Linked DNA regions of Mus musculus: regions 1 and 2 are each linked to region 3. Evidence: chromatin contacts called from ENCODE Hi-C or POLR2A ChIA-PET data. All regions are on one chromosome and are shown on one strand. Each heading gives the region's core, a stretch centred on a gene start or an enhancer-like site at or near the end of the contact. The rest is flanking DNA. Distances are from core to core; before and after follow the strand shown. Region 1 holds the start of 4930412M03Rik (RIKEN cDNA 4930412M03 gene). Region 2 holds the start of Map2k3 (mitogen-activated protein kinase kinase 3). Region 3 holds the start of Alkbh5 (alkB homolog 5, RNA demethylase).

Region 1 (2,995 bases), core at 67-2,566, 420 kb before region 3:
TTGGCTGTGCAGGGCTTCTGAGACACAAGATGTTCTCTGGGGTGCCTAGCCAAAGTGGACACTGAGGGCACCCACCAACCGAGGGGGAGCTGGGAAACAACATCCTTCTGCCTGCTCCATCGAGGCCTCCTGGCCCCCTTCATCTCCATATCTCCTGGCAGACTCCAGGTTGCTTAGAAAGCCAAGGCAGCCTTTCTTACAAACAAATCTTGTTCACATGGATAGGGGGAGACTAGCTGAGTCTATCTGCTCCTCTTTCTCTACCCAGGTATTGCCCACCCAGCTAGCTCCCTTTATTCGGAGACACCTTGAAGGGACACCAGTGTCATCGTCATTTGTCAAGCCATCAAACTGAGAGCTCCTGGTACTAGGGAGGTGGATTCGAGGAACCACGGGGTGATCATGAGGCAGGGCTTTCTGCAATGGCTGCCCCTCTTTCCCTTCGGCCCCTCCTCTTCAGCCCGCTGGCGGCTGGGAGAGGAAGCCCTGCCGGCAGGTAGCAGAGAAAAGACATAGGATCCAGGGGGGGGAGTCGGAGTGAAAGCAAACAAACAGGCCTTTGTGTGGCTTCAGATTGGCGGCTCAGAAGGGAAGCCAGGCCTGTGGTAGGCGAGAGAGGGAGGAGGTATGGGAGGTCGAGCTGTAGTTGGGTTGTGGGTAGCCAGAGCTGGATGACGAGGCCCATTCCTTGTAGACAGGCAACGCTTGGGCCCTGCCACTTGACTTCTGTACAGATCTAACGGACTCCCTGGGACTAACATACCTTAGGACTAACATACCTTAGGACTGTTAAAGGCCTAGTCAGTGTCGAGCTCCCATTCCACTCTGCTGCTTGTGACTGCAAGGAAGAAGTGGAGTAGTAGGGAGGGTATCATGGCCACCCGGGAAAACAGACTTTCCAGAACCAGGAACACGGTGGGAATTCCAGTGGGGAGGCAGCCCTGTGGAGCAGGAAGGTTTACTGTGCAGTGACAGGCAGTGGGTGTCTGTAGGTAGAGATAGTATCACAAGCCCCCACGACTAGGAGTCAAATTGCCCTATCACTGGTGCAGGCCACCAGGTTGGGGGCACAGGTCCGAAGACCGGTTTCCTCGCAGAGCGTGTGAGGGGTCGTCTTGGGTAGTATAGGTAGTGGAGCTGTATTCATTATCCTAGTGAGGACACCCGCACCAGCCCGGCTGCTCAGACCAGGACCCAAATCTACTGAGGCGCGGTCGGGCCAGACGATCAGGCAGCTGCGTGGTTGCTCCGGGGCCATTTCCTCTCCTCTCCACGACCTCGAAACGGGCGGCGGGAGGGCAGACGCCCGCGCTTCCTGCCCGCCAGCCCGCGGCGCCCCCCTAAGCAGCGTTCCACACGGGAGGTGCAAGGGGCGGGGCGGGGCGGGGCGGGGCGGGCACTGAGTCGCCATGGCAGCTCCTGGCCCGTCATGCTCCGCGCTGCTGGGACCGGCAGCCAAGGCCCCGCCCCTGGTAGAGCCGGGCCCCTTTCCGGGATTGCAAAGCCGGAGGCGTGGCTTCCAGACCTGGGAAGGTACTCTCAGGGCTCTCTGCTGTCTAGCTCTCCCCTCCCCCGGGTGCCACAGCCTTGGTGCTTCTTTGCGCGGTCCTTCACGGACGAGGCGCGGGGAGCGCCCCGACACTCTCTTACACTGGCAGAGTTGTGCCCAGAGGTACTCGCTTGTCCTCGACAGAGCCCAGCACTTGGCCTCTTGTAGCTGGCAGACGTTTGGTTGCCTGGCCAGGAGGTACATTCTTACTTTCTGAGCCCGGGCTCCATCGCCTGCCCTGGGAAACCTGTAACTAAACTTTGTTGCCAAGTTTGACCCATGTAATGCTGCCCTCTCTCCGCATGCTTTTCATGCCTTGAATCCCTAACTTCACCCTCCTGATCTGCTTTCTTTCCTCTAGTCCAGTAAGAGGCTCCAATTCAGTTGGCTTCTGCCCCCTTCTGCTTGTATGGAGCAGGCAGCTAAATTTAATACTGGTCTTAGGGTCTTGGCAAGAAGATTGCCTCTTAAGCTGCTGGACTCTGCCTTTCTTCAGCCTCACCCAGGGCACACACAGGAGGACGAGAGTAGGTTTTTATGGAAGCAGAAGGATGTATCTTGATATGTAGGCCAAGAGTAGTGGTGCACACTTGTATCTCTAGCGCTTCAGGAAGCTGAGGTTGATAGGCTAGCAAGATTGAGACCAGCCTGGGTTGTATAATGAGGAGTTCTTGTGTTTCAAAACAAAACAAAACTTCCCAATTCTAAGTATTTTCTAGTCTGATAATCTGAATATGCTGACTGTAGAGAAGTTCAAAAGTAGAACCAGACCCACCCATGCCTGACATCTCAGCTCCTTTTGAGGTTGAGTGCAGCAGGAGTTTAGGATTAGCTTGTGCAACATACCAAAACCCTCATCTCAAAAAACGATATAGGACCAGTGAGATGGCTTAGCAGGTAAAGGGCCTGCTACAAAGCCTCGTGACCTGACTTTGAAGAAAACTGACTCTGGCAAGTTTTCCTCTACACACACACTCACTCATTCACACTGTATGTGTGTGTGTCCTAAATTCCTGAAAAACAATATGGGATGAGCACAACAAATGCAAAGAATGAAAGAGTCATGCTGTATGTTTGGACTTGTAAAGTATTTGATGACTTTAATAGCTTTTTTTTCTTGCTATAAAAGGAGAACAGGCTTATTATAGAACTTTTGAAAAATATGAGTTAAAAGGAAGAAATTTACCCATATTCTAGTCTCTAAAGGCATTGCCTGTCATAGGGTTATCCTTACTGTGTATGCTACCACTCTTGTAGGTACCTGAAGTATATACTCTGCCTTTCTCATATAATGCCATACAAGGTATGTTAGCATTCTGCCTAAACTCCACCCCACAGTAAGAGGCAGAGAAAGGCTGGAGAGATGGCTCCGCTATTAGGAGCACTGACTGCTCTTCCAAAGTTCTGGAGTTCAATTCCCAGAAACCTGGTGTCCCCAACTCCCAG
Region 2 (2,735 bases), core at 77-2,576, 390 kb after region 3:
CTTACCTCTCTTTCTGATGACTAGTCCAGGAAGGTCACCTTCTTTGACCCCACCCAGGTGAGGCAGGGCCTCTTAGGACTCTTGTATCTATTTATAGCACCCCACATGGAGTCTGTGATCCCTGGGCTGTTTGTCAAGTTCTCTGACTAACCCATTAAACTCCTCCTGTTTGAGGGCCTTGTCTGAGTCACCCTGGTGCCCAAGAGCCTGGCACGGGACTAGTCACTTTACCCATGTCTGTGGCATGCTTTTCCTACTTCCTCTGTTCATTCCTTAAATATTTCTTAGGCACCTACTATGTGCATGGCTCTGGGCTAAGCCTTGGGATTCAGCAGAGGATGAGACATTCAGGATTCCTAATGGGGAGGGGCACGTGGCACGGGAGGAGGGCTGCGGTAGAAATCAAATATGCAAGCCAGGCATTCGGGGCCTGAGTGTTGGCCAGAGAGCTAAGACTTACTCCAGCTCCGACTGACTCCTTGACCTTGTGCTTCTTGCCCTCACTAGACCTGACTTTCCAATCGACCCCAGAGATTCCTGGTTAGTGTGAGGACAGAGGCTCAGCGACCGACGGCCGAGATGGAACCCCAGTCAAGGCTGGCAAAAGGTATTTCAGTGTTTGGAATGACACTTTGTTTAATCGGAGACTACTCCCCAGCCCGGAGAGTGGAGCTGCTATAATGTTACAACCAGTTACTTTGTCACTAGGCAAAGGTTAGCCACTGAATTCCCCGCTCCCTAGGTGCTGGCGTGCCAGGTGCTTGTAGAGGCTGGACTTAAACGCGTGCTCGTTCAGCAAGGCGCAGTAAACTCTTTCCCACAGTCGGTGAACACTCACCTGGCACGCGCCCGCCGTGGGATCGCTCTTTTCCTGCTGCCCTAGGAGGCAAGCCGGTGGTCGCCGCTCTCTTCAGGGGAGCACATGGACGCTCATCCTCGGTATGGCTCAGCCATTTAGGAGTCTAGTCTCACTCAGGGAACACTTTTAACCCCACGGAGCACATCGGCCCTGCCCTGCCCCCCTAGAGATCTTGGGATTTTCCAGATTGCGACCCGCACACGCTGTGCCATAGGGGGGCACAGGCTGGGGCACCCAGGACCACGCCAGCACAATCCCCCGAGTGGGTAGGGCAGTCATCTAGACGGCAAGAGGGCGGAGCCGAGCTGTACTAAGGGGAAAGCTGGGTTGGATTCCGGCTCTTGGAGGGTGGGGTTTGTGCGTGACAGTCCGGGCGGCGTCTGATAGGCTGGGGCCTTTTCAGGCGGGCCAATCAGTACGATGGGCGGGGCCTGCGTGGCGCCGTCGGCAGGCGTCCGGCGCTGCCCAGTGTGGCTTTGGCGCCGCCCGCCTCGGACGCTTGGAACCGTCGCGTCTGTGTCGCCTGTCGCCCATCGCCTGCCGCCGCTGCCAGCCACCAGCAGCCATGAGCGCGCCCGGCCCCGGTGTAGTCTGCTGTCCTCTAGATTAGTGCTCTCCGCCGCGACGGTCCGCAGCATGGAGTCGCCCGCCGCGAGCCCGCCGGCCAGCTTGCCTCAGACCAAAGGTAGGCTCTCCCGCCCTGTTGCGCGGCCCGTGCCACATTCAATTTGAGTCCGCCCGTGATCCTGGGCTCCCTTCCGGGCTGGGCACAGACGTCTGCACTCCAACCCAGGACTGGGTCCAGCCCAAGCCCGGGACCTCACGGGACCTTATTGGAATCCGGATCTTAGGCCGTGGGACTTCACCCAGGCAGGACCTAGTTCTCGCTCCACTCCCAAGTCTGTAGCCTCACCGTGAGCTCCTCATTTAGGCTTCCGGGCTTCATCCTGGACTCAGGGATTTCAGTGATCCCTGCTAGAGGGTCTTTGGGCTGCTCTAGCCCTCTCAGGCCAGGCTCTTGGATTTTGTCCAGGCTGGAATTTACTCTGGGCCCCAGGGCTGTGTTCCCAATGCCGGAAACCTGTCTACTCAGAGCTCCTCCACTCTTCCAACTCCTTCCATCCTTGTGAATCCTCCTTTGCCCCATGTCTTGCTGGCCTGCTCACTGGCTGCCTGCACTCCTCCCTAAGGCTGTCCCTGTAGAACTTCCTGGCGTCTCCACTTCGCAGCTCTGCCCATGCTACCTGCTACTCAGTTGCAGTCTTCTCACTGAGTTTCCCGAGCTGACCGATTCTTGCACCTAGTGTTTCTTAGTCTGCTCTTAGACGTGCTGTTTGGTCCTTGGGCTAGCAGCAGGCCAGGGGCTGGCTGTGCAAAGCTTGTCCTTCTCCAATTAACTGTCTTTCCTGGAAATTTCTGTGAGGTGGCAGTGGTGCTGCGTGGGCTGCAGCAGCAGCATTTGTCATGGGAAGTGAGGGGGACAAGATTTGGAGGTCAGAATGCTTTTTTTTTTTCTCCAGGAAGAGAGAAGGATGTTTTTTTTTGACATGTCAGAGACTCAGTAGGGTTGATCTGCAGAAAAGATTTCCAAGCTGGACCTGGAGATATGAATGGGTTGACCCTCTGAATTCTGAACTGCTTCACCTGGCTAGTCTCTGGGCATGTCTAGGACTTATTAATGAAATGGATATTAGGGGCGTGATGTGAGATTGAATGTAGAGTGGTTTGAAGCAAGCACGTCTGAGATGATCGAGAACCCAGCATAGCGCCCAGCACATAGTAGGTACCCAGGGGCAAATAGTTGTTGCACTTCCTTGACTATCTCCAGCTTTCCTGCTGCAACGCTGGGCCCAGTTTTGGATTGCAGCTGCAGAGC
Region 3 (3,060 bases), core at 455-2,954:
AGTCGCTTAAAAAAAAAAAAATCTTTTTCTGAGGCAGTCTATGTAGCCCTGGCTGGCCCTGAACTCCTGAGGTACATACACACACACACACAAAACTTAGTGCTGGGTTTAAAGGTGTGCACCGTACCCAAAGAGGGTCATTTTTGCCTGGGTGAGCAGAGCTGGGGACCTTAGCTATTAGGTGCATCTGGGTGCAGTGGTAAAGAGCTCCCGCCATGAAAGGCAGATCAGAGGCTTAGAGAGCTGGGCTCCTGAAAAGCTTCAATCTGCCCAGGCAAACTGCTCAGGTAAGAGACCCACCAGGTGTTCACACAGTACAGACCGGGCTCAAGTCCAGTTCAGCTGGCTTTGCCCTTCAGTCCATCTTCTACCTGCAGCTGCCCTTCCACCCTCTCTCTGTCACCTGGGCCCAAGGGGCTGCCCCGGGAATCCCCAGACCCATTTCCCTTTTGTCTGCCTGCTGTTTGGGAGAGAGGGTGGCCTGGATTCCCTAATTTCTTGGCTTTCCACTCCACAAACTTTTCCAAGTTACCACACAGTCCCCACTTTCCAACAGAGACTGCTGCCACCCTCAGTTTTCAGATTAGAAGACTGAGGTCTGGATGCTGTATCAGCAATCCTTCTGCTGCGTCATTCCATCCTCACAACCACCGTTCGAGGTAAGTACTGGTTCCTGGTTTTACACACCAGACTCTGGGATGCCTGGAAGACAAGGGGTGAGCTGTGTGACAGACACTGTAGATGGACAGGCATTACAGATGACAGACAGCATGGACAGCCAGGAGGGGCGGCGATATATGAAAATCTGACGGAGTATCAAAGACTGGAAAAGGGACTGGGAACCAGAAAAGGAAGCTGGAATTCATCTTGGGGAGGTTCAGAGCAGAACCTCTTTGCTATTCCTATTTGCTGGAGTGCCCAGGGACCTCCAGCACGGCTAAACCTTTGTTCAGGCTTTCTCCTCCGCTTCAGGATTTTTTATTGTTTGGGTTTGTTGTAGTTGTTTTGAGACAGAGGCTCGCTGTGTAGCCTAGGTTGGCATCCAATTTGTGAGCTATCCTCCAACCAGTCTCCAGAGTGCTGAGACGCATTTACCATCCCACTGTGCAATTTATTTATTTTCTGTCTGAAGAATATTTCCAATTTGGACCGATCCGTGGTAAATCTGCGCCCTTCAGACAGGAAAGCCTTTTTGTCGCCCCCTATAACAACGCCCAACCCCAGTAGGAACGTGACGTGCCCGTGCGCGTGCCCGCGGCTGCGCGACCCGTGGGCAGTCCCGGGACGTGACTTGTGGAACGTCCGCTTCGGGAAGCGATGGCGGCGGGAATGGGGTGTGGGTGCCCGGACCGCGCGCCTCCAGCTTTTGTTGTCCTGGCTTGCTCCACAGTTTGGGCCTGATGCTCTCCTGCCCGTAATTTTAACTTTCCACTGTTTCCGAAGCTTCACCGGAGTCCTGAGGGCTTTTCGTCGCCGAGAACTCCATTCAGGCACTTACTTAGCCACCCATTCACTCTTCAGGGGTCCTCGAGCTTCTGCCCGAAGCTAATTAAGTGATGGACGCAGTAGCCAAGGAGACTAGTTGATTGACAAGCATGATTTACCAACCGACTCTGGAAACTCCAGTCCGTGTTTGCCCAACGCGTGGCCGGCAGTCCAATTAAGAAAGTGGAAGCTCCAAAGGGGGCGGTCACGGGGCGGACTGGGTTGTGGCGATTCCCGAGGATTTGTGCGCTGGAAGCTGAGGCGTCTGCGGGCATCCGCACGATGCCGTGACGCGGCAGCGCTGTCCAGTGGACACCGCGAGCACACTCCGGCGGGTGGAGTCCCTCGGCCCCGGAGGCGGCTTGGCGTGCAGGCAAATTGTTGTTTTCGGGAGCTGTTCTCGAAGCTTTCCGCGGGTGGGGGGAGGGGCGGCGGCCGACGAGCGGGCCTCGTCTGCGCATGCGCCGGCCTCTCCGCCGACTGGGCGGCACGCACGCGCATGCTCAAAGTACGTGGAGTCTCGTGGCCGCCGGCAGTGCGCACGCGCGTCGAGAAGCCCGCTAAGGAGCGGCGCTGTCGGAGGTCGGGCGGGCTGGCGGTGACGTCGTGAGGAGAGCTTTAAAGTGCGGGCCGGGCCGGGCGTCTGAGGGTCCGACCGGGAGTCTGGCGGAGTCTTGGCCGAAGCCCTCCGCGGCATGAGGCGCTGCCGGCGCCTTTTTCCCTCAGGACGCGGAGAAGGTGGAGGAGGAGGAAGCCCCGCTGTAGCTGGTGCTGCATGACCGACCGCGGCTGAGGTTCGACCCCTTCCCGGCCCCTCTACGCCTACCCCTTTGGTCCCTTGAGCCACGCATGGGGGCCTGGCACTGAGGACCCTCGCTTCCCTTTCGGGTCCCTTTCGGGTCCCCTGAGAGCCATGCCGGACCGCCGCGGAGGACCCTAGAGTTGAGTTGGCGGGGGCCATGGCGGCCGCCAGCGGCTACACCGACCTGCGGGAGAAGCTCAAGTCCATGACGTCCCGGGACAACTACAAGGCGGGCAGTCGGGAGGCCGCCGCCGCTGCGGCCGCCGCCGTGGCTGCCGCTGCCGCTGCCGCGGCCGCCGCTGAGCCTTACCCGGCGTCCGGGACCACCAAGCGGAAATACCAGGAGGACTCGGACCCCGAGCGCAGCGACTACGAGGAGCATCAGTTGCAGAAGGAGGAAGAGGCGCGCAAGGTGAAGAGCGGCATCCGGCAGATCCGGCTCTTCAGTCAGGATGAGTGCTCCAAGATCGAGGCCCGCATCGATGAGGTGGTGTCCCGCGCCGAGAAGGGCCTGTACAACGAGCACACGGTGGACCGGGCCCCCCTGCGCAACAAGTACTTCTTCGGCGAGGGCTACACGTACGGGGCCCAGCTGCAGAAGCGCGGGCCGGGCCAGGAGCGCCTCTACCCGCCGGGCGACGTCGACGAGATCCCGGACTGGGTGCATCAGCTGGTGATCCAGAAGCTGGTGGAGCACCGCGTCATCCCCGAGGGCTTCGTCAACAGCGCGGTCATCAACGACTACCAGCCCGGCGGCTGCATCGTGTCCCACG

Evidence for each region. Hi-C counts contacts between places; a loop is a spot of excess contacts on that map. ChIA-PET counts read pairs that join two places held with the same protein, here RNA polymerase II (POLR2A).
Region 1: a loop to region 3 is called in a map of heart, with 2.5 times the contacts of the local background. The contact joins the promoter of 4930412M03Rik here to the promoter of Alkbh5 in region 3. A Hi-C loop is called at or near these places in 1 of 37 maps with a recorded cell type or tissue (heart). POLR2A ChIA-PET finds 5 or more read pairs at or near these places in 2 of 5 experiments (Patski and embryonic stem cell).
Region 2: POLR2A ChIA-PET joins it to region 3 with 16 read pairs in embryonic stem cell. The contact joins the promoter of Map2k3 here to the promoter of Alkbh5 in region 3. POLR2A ChIA-PET finds 5 or more read pairs at or near these places in 3 of 5 experiments (Patski and embryonic stem cell).

The regions. Positions count from the first base shown.
Region 1 is chr11:60,113,916-60,116,910 of GRCm38, forward strand. It overlaps 4930412M03Rik (RIKEN cDNA 4930412M03 gene), which reads right to left and starts at 1,317. Exons shown (of 1, transcript NR_164317.1): 1 at 1-1,317. All of the region lies in intron 1 of Rai1 (retinoic acid induced 1), which reads left to right.
Region 2 is chr11:60,930,728-60,933,462 of GRCm38, forward strand. It overlaps Map2k3 (mitogen-activated protein kinase kinase 3), which reads left to right and starts at 1,327. Exons shown (of 12, transcript NM_008928.5): 1 at 1,327-1,544. The coding sequence starts at 1,496. Map2k3os (mitogen-activated protein kinase kinase 3, opposite strand) reads right to left here and starts at 1,140. Exons shown (of 2, transcript NR_027800.1): 1 at 839-1,140.
Region 3 is chr11:60,535,979-60,539,038 of GRCm38, forward strand. It overlaps Alkbh5 (alkB homolog 5, RNA demethylase), which reads left to right and starts at 1,705. Exons shown (of 4, transcript NM_172943.4): 1 at 1,705-3,060. The coding sequence starts at 2,445.